2 separate regions of the Homo sapiens genome follow, and region 2 is linked to region 1. A link is a loop called in an ENCODE intact Hi-C map of the cell type or tissue named here. Cell type or tissue: heart right ventricle. All regions are shown on one strand.

The links. A loop is a pair of places that touch in the nucleus more often than their neighbours do. Peaks named below come from ENCODE experiments on the same cell type or tissue, not always from the same donor. Only the 100,000 strongest peaks of a DNase experiment are listed, where the experiment ranks them.
Region 2: it touches region 1 in a loop (2.8-fold over the local background); 2 of 110 quality-filtered maps call a loop at or near these places.

Annotation. Positions count from the first base shown.
Region 1 is chr1:221,550,594-221,558,593 of GRCh38, forward strand. LOC107985462 (a long non-coding RNA gene) reads left to right here. Exons shown (of 2, transcript XR_001737823.1): 2 at 3,494-3,721. It overlaps LOC105372937 (a long non-coding RNA gene), which reads right to left. Exons shown (of 3, transcript XR_922623.3): 3 at 4,953-5,835. It also overlaps the pseudogene LOC100132179. Among named protein-coding and RNA genes, the nearest start is that of DUSP10, 190 kb to the right of the region's middle. RefSeq lists an enhancer at 4,751-5,251. In heart right ventricle, no CTCF peak of the experiment used is centred here; no DNase peak of the experiment used is centred here.
Region 2 is chr1:222,035,641-222,043,640 of GRCh38, forward strand. It overlaps LINC01705 (long intergenic non-protein coding RNA 1705), which reads right to left. Exons shown (of 3, transcript XR_001738485.2): 3 at 6,064-6,282. Among named protein-coding and RNA genes, the nearest start is that of LINC01705, 20 kb to the right of the region's middle. In heart right ventricle, no CTCF peak of the experiment used is centred here; a DNase peak (open chromatin) is centred at 4,721; H3K27ac peaks cover 2,400 bases.

The DNA.
Region 1 (8,000 bases):
ATCCTTTTGTTGATGAACATGATGCAGATGGACACCACCAGGTTGCGGAGGGGCCTAGTGATGATGCTTGCTTTGTGCCACTGTTACCGGGGGTCCTTGCTCCCAGAGCTCCCAAGATGGTGGCGGGCCGCTTCCAAAATGGTGGAGGGCCACTTCCAAGATGGTGGCAAGCCTCGTGTTCTCTGACCTGGGGTTCTTGGCCTGACAGATTCCAAAGAATGGAATCTTGGGCCATGCGGTGAGTGTTATAGCTCTATTAGAAGCTGCGGGTCACGGAAGAGAACGGTGGAACCCAGTGACTAGTGTTCAGTTTGATTAGGATGAACCTGGGCACTTAGCCGTGCAGGAAGGGCAAGCCTTTAGCTGAATAGGGAGTGGCATAGGCGACTCACTGGATCAGGAGCGCAGCAGACACCCTGCCTGATCTGGAGGGATGGAAGTCAGTGGCGGGTCTGTGACAGCGGCAAACAGCAGTGGTGGACAGCGAGCGAAAGCTCAGCTTGAGCAGTAACAAGCACAGACCAAAAGAGAGTGCAGTTGCAAGATTTAATAGAGTGAAAACGGAGCTCCGATACAAAGGGAGGGGACCCAAAAGGGGTAGCCTTTGCTGGCTCGAATGCCTGGGTTTATATCCCGATCATTTTCCCTCCTGCTGTGCTCTCAGGCAATAGATGATCGGCTATTTCTTTACCTCCTGTTTTTGCCTAATTAGCATTTTAGTGAGCTCTCTTTACTATCTGACTGGTCGGATGTGAGCTAAGTTGCAAGCCCCGTGTTTAAAGGTGGAAGTGGTCACCTTCCCAGTTAGGCTTAGGGATTCTTAGTCGGCCTAGGAAATCCAGCTAGTTCTGTCTCTCACCACCATAAAGAGCAGCACACTCATCATCTTCCAGGCAAGCAGCCATCCCTCAGCACACACCACTACCCCAGTCCAATCATGGGTACTCTTGAAGACACATAGTTGTAATGGGTAAGAGGTTCGGTCCTTATGGTAGGACAGGAGTAGATATTTTAGTTCACAAAGGATTTGGAATTCCTCAAATCACTTTCTTGGGGCATCTCTTTACTTTGCCTACACAGTGACCCTTTGGGAAATGGCACCAGGTGTCCCAGGCTGGTGCTTAAAGTGGGAATATTAAGGTAAGATGTGGCAGATTCTACCAGATAGAATATCACTATGCTTCCTTCCAAAGGGAGCCTTATTCAACTCCTCTCTGCAATTGTTTGTATACAGAATGTGCCAAAGGTTCCAAGGAGAATCTTAAACTCTCACACCACATGTGACCCAGTGGAATGCAGAGGGCAGGGCCTCCTTCCGGAAACACATCAGCCCTAGTCCTAGCTCCAATCCTTCTTGCTGAGGGGCCTCAGCTCTGTTACCTACCCCCTCTATGTCTCAGTTTTCTTACAAGTAAAATGATAATATTAATAGTAGCTAGCTCATATGATTAGAAGGATTAACTGAGTACATAAAGCACACAGAACATGCCTGGCACAGAGTGGGTGTAACTGTCTCATGAGCGACCATGACTTAGAATAATCAATTTCAGGAGTCCTCCTGGGTGGCAGGATTATCCTTTATATATATTCCAAAACTGTTTAATGAGAAGAAATACATTTCAGTTAAAAATAATTTATATTATAATATCCTTTAGTTGGGTTTAGTTAGGTTCCTGTTGTTAATTGAAAGTGCCCCATGTGTGTTCACTGCAGCACTATTCACAACAGCAAAGACATTGAATCAACCTAAATGCCCATCAATGATAGACTGGATAAAGAAAATATGATACATATACACCATGGAATACTCTGCAGCATAAAAAAAGAGTAAGATCATGTCCTTCACAGGGACATGGATGGAGCTGGAGGCCATTATCCTTAACAAACTAATGCAGGAGCAGAAAGCCAAATGCCTCATGTTCTCATTTATAAGTGGGAACTAAATAATGAGAACACATGGACACACAGAGGGGAACAACACACACTGTGGCCTTTTGGAGGGTGGAGGGAGAGAATCAGGAAGAATATCTAATGGGTACTAGGCTTAATACCTGGGTGATGAAATAATCTATACAATAAACCCTCATGACACAAGTTTACCAATATAACAAACCTGCACATGTACCCCTGAACTTAAATAAAGTGTGGTTCAGGGACAGTTTTTATCCCAAGGGGCATTTGTCAATGACTGAAGCCATGTTTGCTTGTCACAACTGAGGGTGTTACTGGATGTAGTGAGCAGGGGCCAGGGATGCCGCACAGCACTCTACAACGCATAGATAGCCCCTGACGAAAAAGAGTTATCTGGCCCAAAATGTCATTAGTGCCAAGATTGAGAAACTGCTCTACAGGACCTAGTAAACAGAAATAGTCAGCAAACAACTGTATTCCCATTAGGCAAAAGAACATTTTCTCTTCCAAAGGAAGTTAGAGGACGAGGAGAGTGGCTCATGCCTGTAATCCCAGTACTTTGGGAGGCCGAGGCTGGCGGATCATGAGGTCAAGAGATCAAGACCATCCTGGCCAACATGGTGAAATCTGTCTCTACTAAAAATACAAAAATTACCCAGGCGTGGTGGCGCACACCTGTAATCCCAGCTACTAGGGAGGCTGAGGCATGAAAATCACTTGAACCTGGGAGGCAGACATTGCAGTGAGCCAAGATCATGTCATTGCACTCCAGCCTGGGCGACAGAGCGAGAGTCTGTCTCAAAACAACAACAAAAAAAAGGAAGTTAGGTAAAGCCAAACATGCAGCCTGGAGTCGGGCTTGTTGTGCTGATTTTTTCTGTTGCTGATATATGATTGTAAGCTTTCTTTCCGCTGATGTTTTGTGGGGAGGGTGTCCAAAGAGCAAAGGGAAAGAGAACAGAACAATCAGAGAAGAAAATAAGTGTATTCAGCAAATGATCCCTCCAATCCTAAAAGAGTAAAATGCTTACTTCCCTGATGAAAAAAAAAAAGTCATTCATAGATAAGAAAAATCATGTACAAGAGTTTTTGACACCAAGCTGATTAGAGATCTCACAGCCATCTTGGGATATCTGTAACTAAGCCTAACACTGAGTTGAAATAAATATTCCACTTACCTATTCCTTATTAAAATATTAACCATATCCACTAGAAAATGAAGCAAACAGCTTTAAGAAGAAAGCCCTAAATGAAAAGAAACTGCTGGAGAAGTAGTTACTTTACTTAAATATCATTATATACTACTGATTTTTAATAAACACAGTACAAAATAGAAAAAGTGTCCTACTAGAATCAGAGATATACAAGCTCTTATATTTGGGCTTTTAAACATCTGAGCTAAAGATGTTTAAAATAGTTTAGGTTTGTTTAGTGAAAATTCTCTCCCTTCCTACTAAGGATAGAGTTTATTTTCCCATCCTTGGACCCATCTTGGACCATCTGTGTGACTTGCTTTGACCAATGGAATATTAGCAGAGACCTGAAATGTGCTTATGCAGTTTGTTTTGACCTGTGTTTTTAGGCGATTTGCCACGAGAAGGACATGGCCTGGTGGCTACTGCACCTTCAGCTTCCGCACACATAAATACATATGGAACACACCGGACCTAGTCTCCAGCCTGGAGCCATGCCTACAGCATGGCTGAAGCATGAAGCAGGGCTAACTGGCCACATTCAACCTCCATCAGCTGAAGCACAATACACCTGCAAACCTATGAGTCTGAGAATAAAGGCTTGTTATTGAAAGCCACTAAGATTTGGGGTGGTTTGTTATCCAACATTCTGATGGCAACAGCAGTAATAGATCACCAGGTCTTTGTGATTTTGCTTTTAAATAAATTCACTAATTCTAAATGGAATTCTCAATAGATATTTGCAAATTAATCTTTTTTTCTATAGAAATAATGACTACTGCTTCTTTGTCTTGAGTTGTTGATAAAAATATATGTTTCATAGAGCATAAAATGGGCTACATGAGGGCAGACTTCTACAAGGATTAATTTCTATAAGATGTAGAAATGTCTTTTATATCACTTTAGAACTCTCCCAGGCATTTAAATAAGAGTGGTCTTTTTTTTAGGAAGTTCTGTTGGCTGCATGTAAACTTTGAAATAAAATTAGCTCCAAGTTAGAAAACAATTGGTATAGCAATCTACCTAAGGCATTCTTGGAAAAAGTTGGGTGGCATGATTATTTTAGTCTTTAAATTTCCAGAAACATTTCTTCCATTTGGCTTGTGAGATTAGGAATTTAGCAAAGAAGTAACAAAACCGTACTTAGATAGGCAACTGATGAACTGCTTAAACTAAGATTTCTAATTCATTGTGATCGGGAATCTCATTTACATAAAATGAAAAATAATTAAATTGCATCTTAATTGTGATCTTTTCCAATTTAATTGAATTTCAACACTTAGGTCAGTGGCTGGAGTACAAAGTCAATTTCTTCCTGAAAGGTTTTATTATTATTTTAAAATTAATTTCCTTCCTTATTCACAAGAGGGGAGTGATATAGCCCAATGTGAATGAACGATTACATGGACCTATATGAGGTTTTGAATAAATACCTTGACTTGGGCCCAGTAAGCTTGCAAAGGTTGCTAACTGTATGTATTTAGTTGTCACTGGTGAATTCGTATGTGTAGGCAGATGCAGAAGGAAGGTTGTGATATAAGCTATAGACTGTAGTCTTTTCTTTCTCTCCTGAGGACGGGGTGGACAAAATGGGCTTGAGAAGCAGTAGCCTGAAGTTGGGAATCACTGGAATTCAAAAATGTTAGCATTTAAAGCTGCCCAAGAAGCCAGTGAAACGACTCCAACCTGCCATATGAGGACATGGAAACTCTCAGAAAGGTAAAGGCAGTGATCTACCCAAGGCTGAAAAGATAGTGAATTCCAGAGCTGCGTGGTCCATCTAGATTCCCCGATTCCTAATTCTAATTACTTCTCAAGCAGATTTAAGGAAGATTATCTGATGCAAAGTTACCAAAATTACAGAAATTGTTTATTATGGTCATATATACAGGGTCTGACTTACTAGCCTTTAAATGCAAAAGTAGTGGTTGCTTACACTTTGCTGCAGCATTAGCGCTTACTTGGGGGGACTGCTGGGTGGCAGAGCCCCCAAAGAACAGCCTCTCCCATTGGGAGTTCTCCAAGATCATTGTCTTTCTCATTTTGGAGTTTGTGTTTCCTACAGGATCTATTCTGACAAAGCTGTCCTGTGGCCTCACAATCACGTCTGTCAGGGTAGCATGGTTGTCCAGGACAAGTGTGTATATCAGTGGCTCCTGGCAGGTGATGATTACATAAGCATCCTGCCAGCCACCCGAGTGGAAACGATGGTCCCAGCACTTCTGAGAGAAGAGAACATGACGGGGGTGCAGCATGCGGCTGGGGTGCACAGGCTTTCTGGCCTGGCAGAGATCTTTTCCAGTGAAGTGATTTTTCACATTGCAGGAGGAAACACGAGAAAAGGCTTCTTCATCTGCCAGACTCAGGGTGCCTTAAAACACAAAGTGCTTCAACTGTGTTTGAGCTTTGAGGGGGTTGGGGCTTGCTTATTTTTATAGTTATTTATGCCTTACTCTCATTTCAAGTGGCAAGCACTTTATTCAGTTTTCTCAGTGGAGCAAGAACAGACTGATTGGCCCTCTGGGTGTCCAGGAATGAAAGGTCACTCATCCACTTTGCAAACACATCCACTCAGGCGGAGAAAGCCCAGACAGCCTGTGACCTGAAAAAGCTCCTCATGCAGTGCCCCTCGGCCAGGCCAGGTCCAGATGCTTTCCTCAGAGGGCTGAGACATCAGGAGGACCACTGATAAGACCATCTAGCAAGGATTGGACGTGGACGAGGGTCTTCACTGAAAAGAGAGAGAAGATGGGAGAAGAGGGTTAATACATACAGAAAGAGAGAGAAGCTTGAGACAAGAGGGATGTGGAAAAGACTGTGGAGATGGTAGAGGAGAAAGATTGCTTTTCCTTATTTCAGAGCTATTTTTATCAGGATAACATCTAGGCCAGAAGAAAGCAGCTCTTGTTTCCAATGTATCAGGTTAACACAAAACATATTTGTTCACCTCCAGAAGCATAGTTTTGTTTCCTTACCAACATTCTGTGAGCAGTACCACACAGTGGCTAAAAGGTCAGGCTCCTGAGTCAAATGGACATGGATTTGAGTCCCAGCTCAAAGATATACTACCTTCCCTAAAGCACTATTTTATCATTATACTATGAAGAAAGAACAGTAACAACTGTACAGAGTTATTTTGAGTATCCAATGAGATAATGCATGGAAGTACATCATAAAATATCTAACACATAGTTCTCAAATATTAGCTATTAATAATTAGTGAGTATTGCAATGGACATAGCACCAACAAGATTCAGAGACACAAAAAATAAAAACTGCTTTCAAGGAACTTACAGTCAGCTTGAGGATATAAGATGAGCATACATGAAGCAGTATGGAATGGCCCACAACAGCATAAAGTGTATGAAATACACTAAGTTCTGCATGAGTTTACAAAGCCCACAGTGATGAAAAGTTGTGTAATAATTCAAGATACTATGGGTAATCATCAATGAAGTGGTATATTTAAGTAGGTGCTAGAAGTGGAGATGAAAGATGAGTGTCTTTTAAACCAGTGCTTCCCCAATTGTAATGTGCATATGAATCACCCAGGAATTTCCTAATAATATAACTTTTAGTTCGGTCCTGGGGTGGGGCCTCAGATCCTGCAGATTTAAGAAGCTCCTTAGGTAATGTCCATGTTATTGGTCCACAGACCACTCATTGAGTAGCAAAGACTTAGAGAAAGATTTTGGAACATATTCCTGGCAGGTAATGTGTTTACCCAGTGACCTGTTCCTTGTTTTATACCTATTAAATATTAAACATGAAGGATGATGAAGAGAAAAGAAAAGAGTGGCAAGAGAAATAGGCCACAAGGTTCCTACTCACAAGGAGTTTTGGGGTTGTTTTCTCCTAAATTCTCATTGATCAGAAAAACATCATCATTACCACCACTCCAAAACAGTCACCACCATTAACTAGCCAAAACAACTGGTGGAAAAATATCCATTGAACAAGTATGTGACAATCCAGTACCAAAGCTTTAATAAGTCCTAAACAGAAGTGGAAGAGAGCAATCACCATGGGGCAGGGTTAGTTAGGGAAGATATCCTAGATAACTGACATTCAACCCAAAAGCTAAAAGAAATGACAGAAAGGAGTGAAGACGGTGGATGGTGACAAAACCCAGGAACCGAAGCTCCCAACTCTCCTTACTTTTGCTTCTTACTCTTATTGTGGCACACTTACTTATGTGCTGCTCTCTGATTGCTTTTGAGATAGTTCATTCAAACACATTTGTAGCCGCCCCCTAATTCCCCAAGAAACACATACAGTAGATTCTTCTATCCTCATACAGAGATAAAAATTATATTCTTCTTAAGCCTTCAGTTTATGATTAGTCTAAATCTAAGCCATGCTTGCTTTTCCAGAAATAAAATTAAGTGTAGAGAAGTCAGCTCCTTAAGTTGTAGATCATGAAAATGTTCTAAATATTAGAAGCATTACAGAAATGCAGAGATAGCTGACATGTTTACATGGCTTGTGTAATTCTAGGTAACAATGTGTGTTCATTCTGATTTATAATAACACTAGGTATACAGGAGCAGCTTCTTTGATGAGGAAATGAAATCTTCTTTGCTATCTTATTTAACTGAAAAGCTCTTAAAATATATGCTTTGAAATGTCCCCTCTTCCTTGGTATTTATCCAAAGTTCTGCAAAAAGAGTTATAATCCACTTATCTCCAAGAAGCAAGTTGAGGGAGAAGTTACATAAAATAGTTGGCTTATTTATAGATGTGCATCTATTCTGTAAACCCATATGTAAAGACCAGAAGGGCATTTTGTCCCTAAAACCAGGACAAATAAGAGATTTGTAGAGGGAGGCCAGGTCATCAGCACGATAGAAGGCTGCTTCTATTGAAGCTTCTGCTTCTATAGAAGATGATTTATTA
Region 2 (8,000 bases), 490 kb after region 1:
TTACTGTACGATCCAGCAATAATGCTCCTTAGTATTTACCCCAAGGAGATGAAAACTTATATTCACCCATAAGTTGGACCTGCACATGGATGCTTATAACAGTTTTATTCATAACTGACAAAACTTGGAAGCAACTAAGATGCCATTTCTGCAGGTGAATAAGTAAATAAATTGTGGTATAGGAGAAAAATGGAATATTATTCAGTGCTAAAAGGAAATGAGCTCTCAAGCCATGAAAAGACATGGAGAAAATTTAAGTGCATATTACTAAATGAAAGAAGTCAATCTAAACGGATTATATATTATGTGAGTCCACCTATATGACAATCTCAAAAAGGGAAAACTACGGGGACAGTAAAAGATAAGTGGCAGCCAATAGGGGAGGGAGGGATGAATAGGCAGAGCACAGAGGAATCTTAGGACAGTGAAACTACTCTGTATGATACTATAAAGGTAGACACATGCCATTATACATTTGTCTAAACCCACCAAATAGTACAACACCAAGCGTGAACCCCAGTGTAAGCTATGGACTTTGGGTAATAATGATGAATCAATGTAGGTTCATCACTTGTAACAAATGCACCATTCTCATGGAGGATGTTGATAATAGGGGAACTGTGCATGTGTAGGGGAAGCAGGTATATGAGAATTCTCTGAACCACCTTCACAATTTTGCAATGAGCCTAAAACTGTTTTCTTACATAATGTCTTTGAAAATATTAAAACCTCTAGAAAATATTTCTGATTCCTCTCCTCGCCCTCAAGGAAGAGGGATATATTCCCAGGTCAGCCAGGCACTTCATGCTGTTAACTGTGTGTTTGTGTGGGCTCCCCTCATAGACATTGATTTTCTTGAGGTCAAGAACTGTGATGTTGCACCTATGGGAACTTCCACATTAAAAGGACTCCCTGCTTAAAGCCTGTCTATAGCCTTCCTTCTCACCCAGGCTCAAACCCAAAGTCCCCATCATGGCTCCAAGATTCCGCACAAGCCGGTCTCTGCCAACTTCTGCTTCCTTTCAGGCCATTTGTCTCCCTTCTTTTTAGGTTCTCAGGGCCCAGCTTTATCCCTTATTTTCTTTATACCTATAGTAATTTCTGCTGGGGTGGTTCTCTACAGACAGCTCCCACTAGCCTTTTAACTGAGACTTTTCAGATCTCAGCTTCAGTTCATTCATTCATTTAACAAATATTTACTGAGCACTGTTCTAGGCACAAGGAGAAGGAAGCAGACAAAAATTCCTGCGTATCTGGAGTCTACATTCTGGCTGGGAGTAAGGCAGACAAGGAAGAAACAAACCAATAAATACAGACAATGTTACATGATGAAATGTGCTAAGAAAAATAAAGCAAATAAAGCGAGGCGAGATGGGCATTCCTGGGTGGAATGTCATTTCACGGGAGGACTCAAAAGGCCACACTGAGAGCATAATGGATGAGCAGAGACCTTCAGGGAGAGTGGGAACAAGCTGTGTGGGCGTTTGTGGAAGAAGCAGTGAGCGAGAAGACCCTGAGCCTAAGTGGACTCCACAGGGTTGAGGAAAAGCGGGAAGACCAGTGAGGGAGGGAGGGAGTGATGGGAGTTGGAAACAGATGGCAGGGGTCTGGGTCTCGTAGGGTCTTGCCAGCCACTGCCAGGACTTGAGCTTCTATTCTGAGTGAGATGAGTGTTTTCAGCAAAATAATCCAACTAACATTTGGAAGGGGCCACTCAGGCTGGTGCAAATAGAGGAAGATTAGTCAGGTTTTTCCAATACTCCTGGTGAGAAGTGATGATATCTTGGACCAGAGTGATAGAGGTTATAAAGTGGTTGACAAATGGTTGTGTTCTGGATCTATTTTGAAGGTAAGAGCTACAGGACTTATAGATATGTACTGGAAATGGAGTATCAGAGAAAGAAAATAATCAAAGATGACTCCAAGATTTTGATATGAGTCACTGAAAGAGTACATTTATATTTCCTAAGATGAACAGGCTGGGGGAGGAGAAGGTTGGAGATGAGAATGGGAAAAGAGGAGTGTGATTCTGAATGTGTTATGTAACATGTATCTGTTAGACAGCCTAGTAGAGAAGTCAAGTATACAGCTTGATATACAAATTAGGAGTTCACAGGAGAAGACTGGGGTGGCTTCTGGGGCATTCCAATATTTAGAAGCTAAGGATATGAGAATGAAACAGCTAAAAAGCAGGACAAGGAGAAGCCTGCTCTGTGGGAGGAAAATCAAGAGAGTGGTGTCACAAGAGCTAAATAAAGCATCTCAAGAGGGAGGGACTAATCAACTGTGTCAAATGTTGGTGATAAGTTCAGCAAGACAGGGGCTTATCACAATTTGTAATTATCTATTTCTGGTGAGTGTGTCTTTCTTCCTCTGTGTCACCACCCCATTGATTATAAGCCCCAACAGGGCATGACCAGTGTCTCTTTGTTCATCATTTAATGCCAAACCCTGCTGGACATAGAGTAGGCATACAAAAATATATTTCTTAAAAGAATGAATAAATGAACAGCCAAATGGTAAATCATTTTGTTAAGCCCACTTTTTAAATGTAAATCCTAGAGACCCATCTCTGCCCTGCCCTTAACTAACCAGCTGCTTGCCCATGGGAAAACTTCAGTTTCCTTCCCCTGGATTTCACTTTCCTCACCTATTAGCAAACTGCACGAGTTAACGGCCTCTACCAGATCTTGCATCCCACAAGTCTTCAACAGGTCTAAGTCAGACCTTCTAATTTCCAAGCCATGGTGTAATTTTAGCCACCGCCTCCCCAAAATGCCTACCATTGGCCTGAGGCTGCCGTGAATTCTGTCACTAGATTTTAACACTTTTCAGTACAATCTAATCCCCATGAGACACACAAATTAGGAAGCAACTATGATCAGTCATTTGTGCCAGAATGTGAGTACATTTGTCTGGTCCTTTCCTAATAACTGTTTTAGATAAGGGCCTGTTGAGAAAGAAAGAGAGTAGAGTATACTCAGTGAGCTGTCCAGGGAGGAAAGGGGTACAAAAAAAAAAAAACCACTAGAGATAAACTACTGAAAGTCTATATAGGGCAGGTCTTATTTGATGGAATTGAAAGGAAAGGTTCAAGAAATGTTAACTTGTGTCTTTAAGTATCTCCAAATCTGAACTGAATCTCAGGAGATGTTGAGTAAGTCATTTCTCCAACCAGGGTTTTGATCTCAATTATAAAATTGGTGAAGATGTACTTGATCATCTAAAAATGCTCTGCTGCCTTTAAAGTCAAGGATTCAGTGACTAGGGAATGACTTCTCTAATTAGGTAGGGAAGGGAAGACAGTCTATTTTAGCCTAGGAATGAAAGATGAAGCAAATAGTCACACATTTCCAAATATGTGGTCGGTCACTTCAGTTCCAAGAAGGACTACCCAATTCTCTTAGCACAGCAAAATAATAATGATAACAATAATTTTTTACATTTACTCAAGTTACAACAAAAATTTAAAATGGCTCTTGCCTGCCTCTGAACAAGGCACTGTAAGTGTGGTCACGTGCCCTGTGCATGACAAAGGTCACAGAGTCTGTCCTCAGTATTGTCCTTTGGCCTGAGACTGCATACACAGAATTAGGATTAGTTCAGTCTCTGCTGCTAACCTCCCCAAAATAACCCTGCTAGCATCAACGACAAAGACTTGGGTCTGGGCACTTCTCCCTGTAGTGGACTAGCTTGTACTGGACCATGTTTACACTTAAAGAAAGATGATATTTGTGGCCAGGCACAGTGGCTCACGCCTGTAAGGCCAGCACTGTGGGAGGCCAAGGTGGGTGGATTGCTTGAGCCCAGGAGTTCGAGACCAGCCTGGGCAACATGGCAAAACAACAACAACAACAACAACAAAGACAAAAATTAGCAAGGCATAGTGGCATGTACCTGTAGTCCTAGCTACTCAGGAGACTGAGATAGGAGGGTTGCTTGAGCCCAGGAGGCAGAAGCTGCAGTGAGCCATGTTTGCACCACTGCACTCCAGCCTGGGTGACAGAGTGAGACCCTGTATCAAAAACAAGCTAACAAACACACACACACACACACACACACACGAAAGAAAGAAGAAAGAAAGAGAGAGAGAGAAAGAAAGAAAGAAAGAAAGAAAGAAAGAAAGAAAGAAAGAAAGAACGAAAGAAAGAAATTAATTTATAAATCAGCAAATAGAATGGAATCTCTGACCTCACCCCAAATCTGTATTTGGTGGAAGCTGAATGTAAATAAACAGATGAACCAGAAGAACAAGGAAGCAAACAACATTCATGATCAGGAAAGAGAGTGAAATCAACTAGAGTATCCACAGAATCCAGCCTGTAACATCAGCCTCATTAGCACAGCCCCAAGGGCAGGAGAAATTATGTTTTGGGGCAACAAGGATGAGATAAGAAACTTGATAATGACCATCTGCTGCTGATGTCAGGTCTACCTTAAGCAAGGGAGCAGAAGCCCTGGCAATGGGCACACACGCGGATGTGTTCCATGTGGTGTGAGAGTGTGTATGTGCGTTTAAAGTACTGTGGGTGGTGCATTTAATACGGCACTTTTCTGTCCAAGAAAATCATATCCCCTCCAAAGCCCTGAATTATTGAAATCTTGAAGTTTCTCACATCTGTTACGAGCCTTGTATCACCATTTCCGCACGCTATTGGGTGCCATATTCTGTGTCTGAGGTTACAGGCATGCCAGAACCCTCCCACTGCCAAGCTGGGAGATCATTTGTTATTTCTGTAGCCATAGGCTTGCCAAAACCTGGGGAGCTTGATTCTGAAAGGAGCCATCATGCCAGAGGGCAGCAAGCTGGCGAGCTGTGGGGTGGTCTCAACACTCGATATCCAAGCCTTTCAGCCTGAGTGTAACCAGAGCCCCTCGGAGAGAAAGTGGCCCTGAGCTGCCTCAGCTGCTGTAAAATTCCTCTAATGGCCTAGTCTAAGTCCCTCTCACTCAGGCCACCGCCATTTCAATGGAAAGTGAGTTGGGTCCAAATAGGATGAACCAAACTTCTGTCTGAGCAAAAAAGTTGGCCCAGGGCTCAAGAGCTTTAAATGGACCATGAATAATGTTTTATAGCCTCGGCACTGGGGTGAACTCAACCCCTACACTTAGCCTCACCTTTCACGGTGTTATTTTTAGAGATCTCATTACACCCCAGCTTAAACTAAAAATATGTTTCCCAGGAATAGCAGAACACAGTTTTAATTGTGCAAAGTGACACGAATGTTCATGGACTCTAATTACATATGATATTTCATGTGTTTGAGATCAGCTGTAAGGAGTAAGGAGGAATGGCTAAATTGCATTTTTCAAGAGCAGTGACTAGACTTGCTTTGAGACTACGGGGCTCAATTAGCTTTCTGGGGGCTGGTGTGGTTTTCCTCAACTGATGCTTTGATTTCTAATAATTTGGGGTGACTCATGTAAGACAGGATAAGAGGTCCCAGGAAGCCCTGTTCATGAGAAGCTCACCTCCAAGTTCTACCAAGCCATTCTCACCCAACACTGACACATAATTCCCTCCCCACTCTCCCACGCTTGGAAGGCGAGATGGTGCAGTAAAAGAGCTTTGGAATCTGACAAATTGGCAACTGAATCTTTACGCTGCCCCTCTACCTCTGTGACTTCAGGCAAGTTATTAATCTTCCTAAGTCTGGTTCCTCATTGAAAAATAAGAATCATAAATGTTGTATGGATAAAATGCAATAATTTATGCAGAAGCCTAATAAATTATTACAGCAGAGGCCTAATAAATTATTACATTATTTATTTATTTATTTATTTATTTTGAGATGGAGTCTCACTCTGTCGCTCAGGCTGGAGTGCAGTGGCACGATCTCAGCTCACTGCAAGCTCTGCCTCCTGGGTTCAGGCCATTCTCCTGCCTCAGCCTCCCAAGTAACCGGGACTACAGGCGCCCGCCAACATGTCCGGCTAATTTTTTGTATTTTTAGTAGAGACAGGGTTTCACCGTGTTAGCCAGGAAGGTCTCAATCTCCTGACCTTGTGATCCGCCCGCCTCGGCCTAACAAAGTGCTGGAATTACAGGCTTGAGCCACCGCGCCCGGCCATATTATTTTTTTATTTGACTTGCTCATATACTTGAATCAGTAGGGGCATTTGTTGAGCACTGACCATGACAACACAGGTGATATACGATGCAACGGTGTCAGACCCCGACAAAGAGTGCGCACACGGGCATGAGTGGCTCTGATGCAGGACGGCAGGACGGCATCAGCACCAGCCTGGACTGTGGGGACACCAACAAGGGAGCGCTTTATCCTGGGGGAAGAAAGTCTCATGAATTCAAGCTGGTCCTTCAAGGATCCTTAGAACAGCAGCATTCTCTCTACTGGTGCACATAGATGTTAAAGATGTACCATCTAGGAATAGGCTGCCTAAGATGGAACCCCAGCTCTGCCTCTTATTACCAACCTAACCTTGGGCAAGTTACTTAAGCTTTTACGTCATAATTTCTGCAGCTGCAAGACAGAGCTCATGTTAACACCTACTTCATAACGTGGTTACGAGGATTAAATGAGATAGTTGATGTGACGCACAAGCCTTCAGTACATTGTCACAAAGAAATTCCTCAAGAAATGTTGGAGGTTAATGGTACTGTGGGAATTTTATTCCTGGAAAAGGGAACATTTGAGCAAAGAGAGGAATGCACAGGATAATTAAAGGAATATCTTGTGGCTTAGTTTGACTGAATCATAGCACATATTATGGGAGAAAAGGCAGGTCCTCAAGTAACCTCTCTGGGTTAGTCTTTGCATTCACTTGCGACATTTTCTCGATTCCATCAGTGTACATTCCGTGTCTCTCTCTAGTTCCTGGACTCTCTAAGACTGGAGCTCACATTGTAACCACTCAGACCACTCAGCCTTCTCTTTTCCATGAGAATCATCTTCCATCCCTATTTTCAGACTATTCTGGTTTCATCAGCTTTTTAAGACAATTATTAATATTTTGATGAAGTTGGCAGTCTAGTAATGACAGTGTGATCACTCAACCTGGTTATAGAGAAAAACATGTTTGCAAATTTTCCATCTGGTGAAAAGTCTAAAGGTCCCAAGCTCATTTCTGTAATCTCTCAAATTCCAGTGCCTATTCTAGAAGGGGGCTTGGTCAGACTGGACCAGACAGCCACCCTGAACCTGGAGGGAACAAGCTCAACAGCACGGGGACAGGGATGGAGGTGAGGACACCAAGTTGTGGGTAGGCTGCAGGGTCTACAGAAGAGTCAGTTCATTTTTAAAATGAGATGCCTGTGAGTCCCCCATGTGAATCAGCTGTCACTGCAGGGTACTCATGCTGTTCCTATCATATCATTGGGATACTTTTCAGAGCATGGTTCCCAATACTCAGAACCTTTTATTTTATTTATTTTTCCCAGAGAGGTATTGACGTATTTGCATAAAGAAATAGAAGTTGCTGTCTCATGGACTTTTGGATGCAGAATAATTATTTTGCAAAACAATATGAATAAACAGCAGAAAAAAAGTAGGAAAATAGAAAGAGAAGCAGATGCCCCATCTCCAGGGTGTGAGTATCATCACCTCACGTTTACATCAGAGTTCCTGAGTATCACTCTCAGATCATAGTTATTTTACTCTTTCCCCCAATATCTACAAGTACAGTCTGACACTGTGCAAAGCTACCAGTGTCCCCTGAGGGTTGTTTGCCCCTAATGGGTCTTCTCTCTGCCCTTCCCACTTCAGCTTCCAGTCTCAGGTCTCTTGCCCCAGCAGAAGCCCTGCCCCTCACCGTGTGGGGACAGGAAAGGTCCCTTCCCAAGCACCACATTATCAACTACTATTGGACCCACCTGGGCAATTTGGCAGCCTATGTGCCCTGGCATTCTGGGACAGCTTAGGAGTGTCTGAGAATAGACAGAGATGGCCCAGAGCTGCAGCTGCACAGCTGAGGCAGAGAGTGCCCCAGCGCCCCAGCCTCAGGCAGCCTCCTCGGCCTCCCTCCCAGGAGCAGGCTGGCTG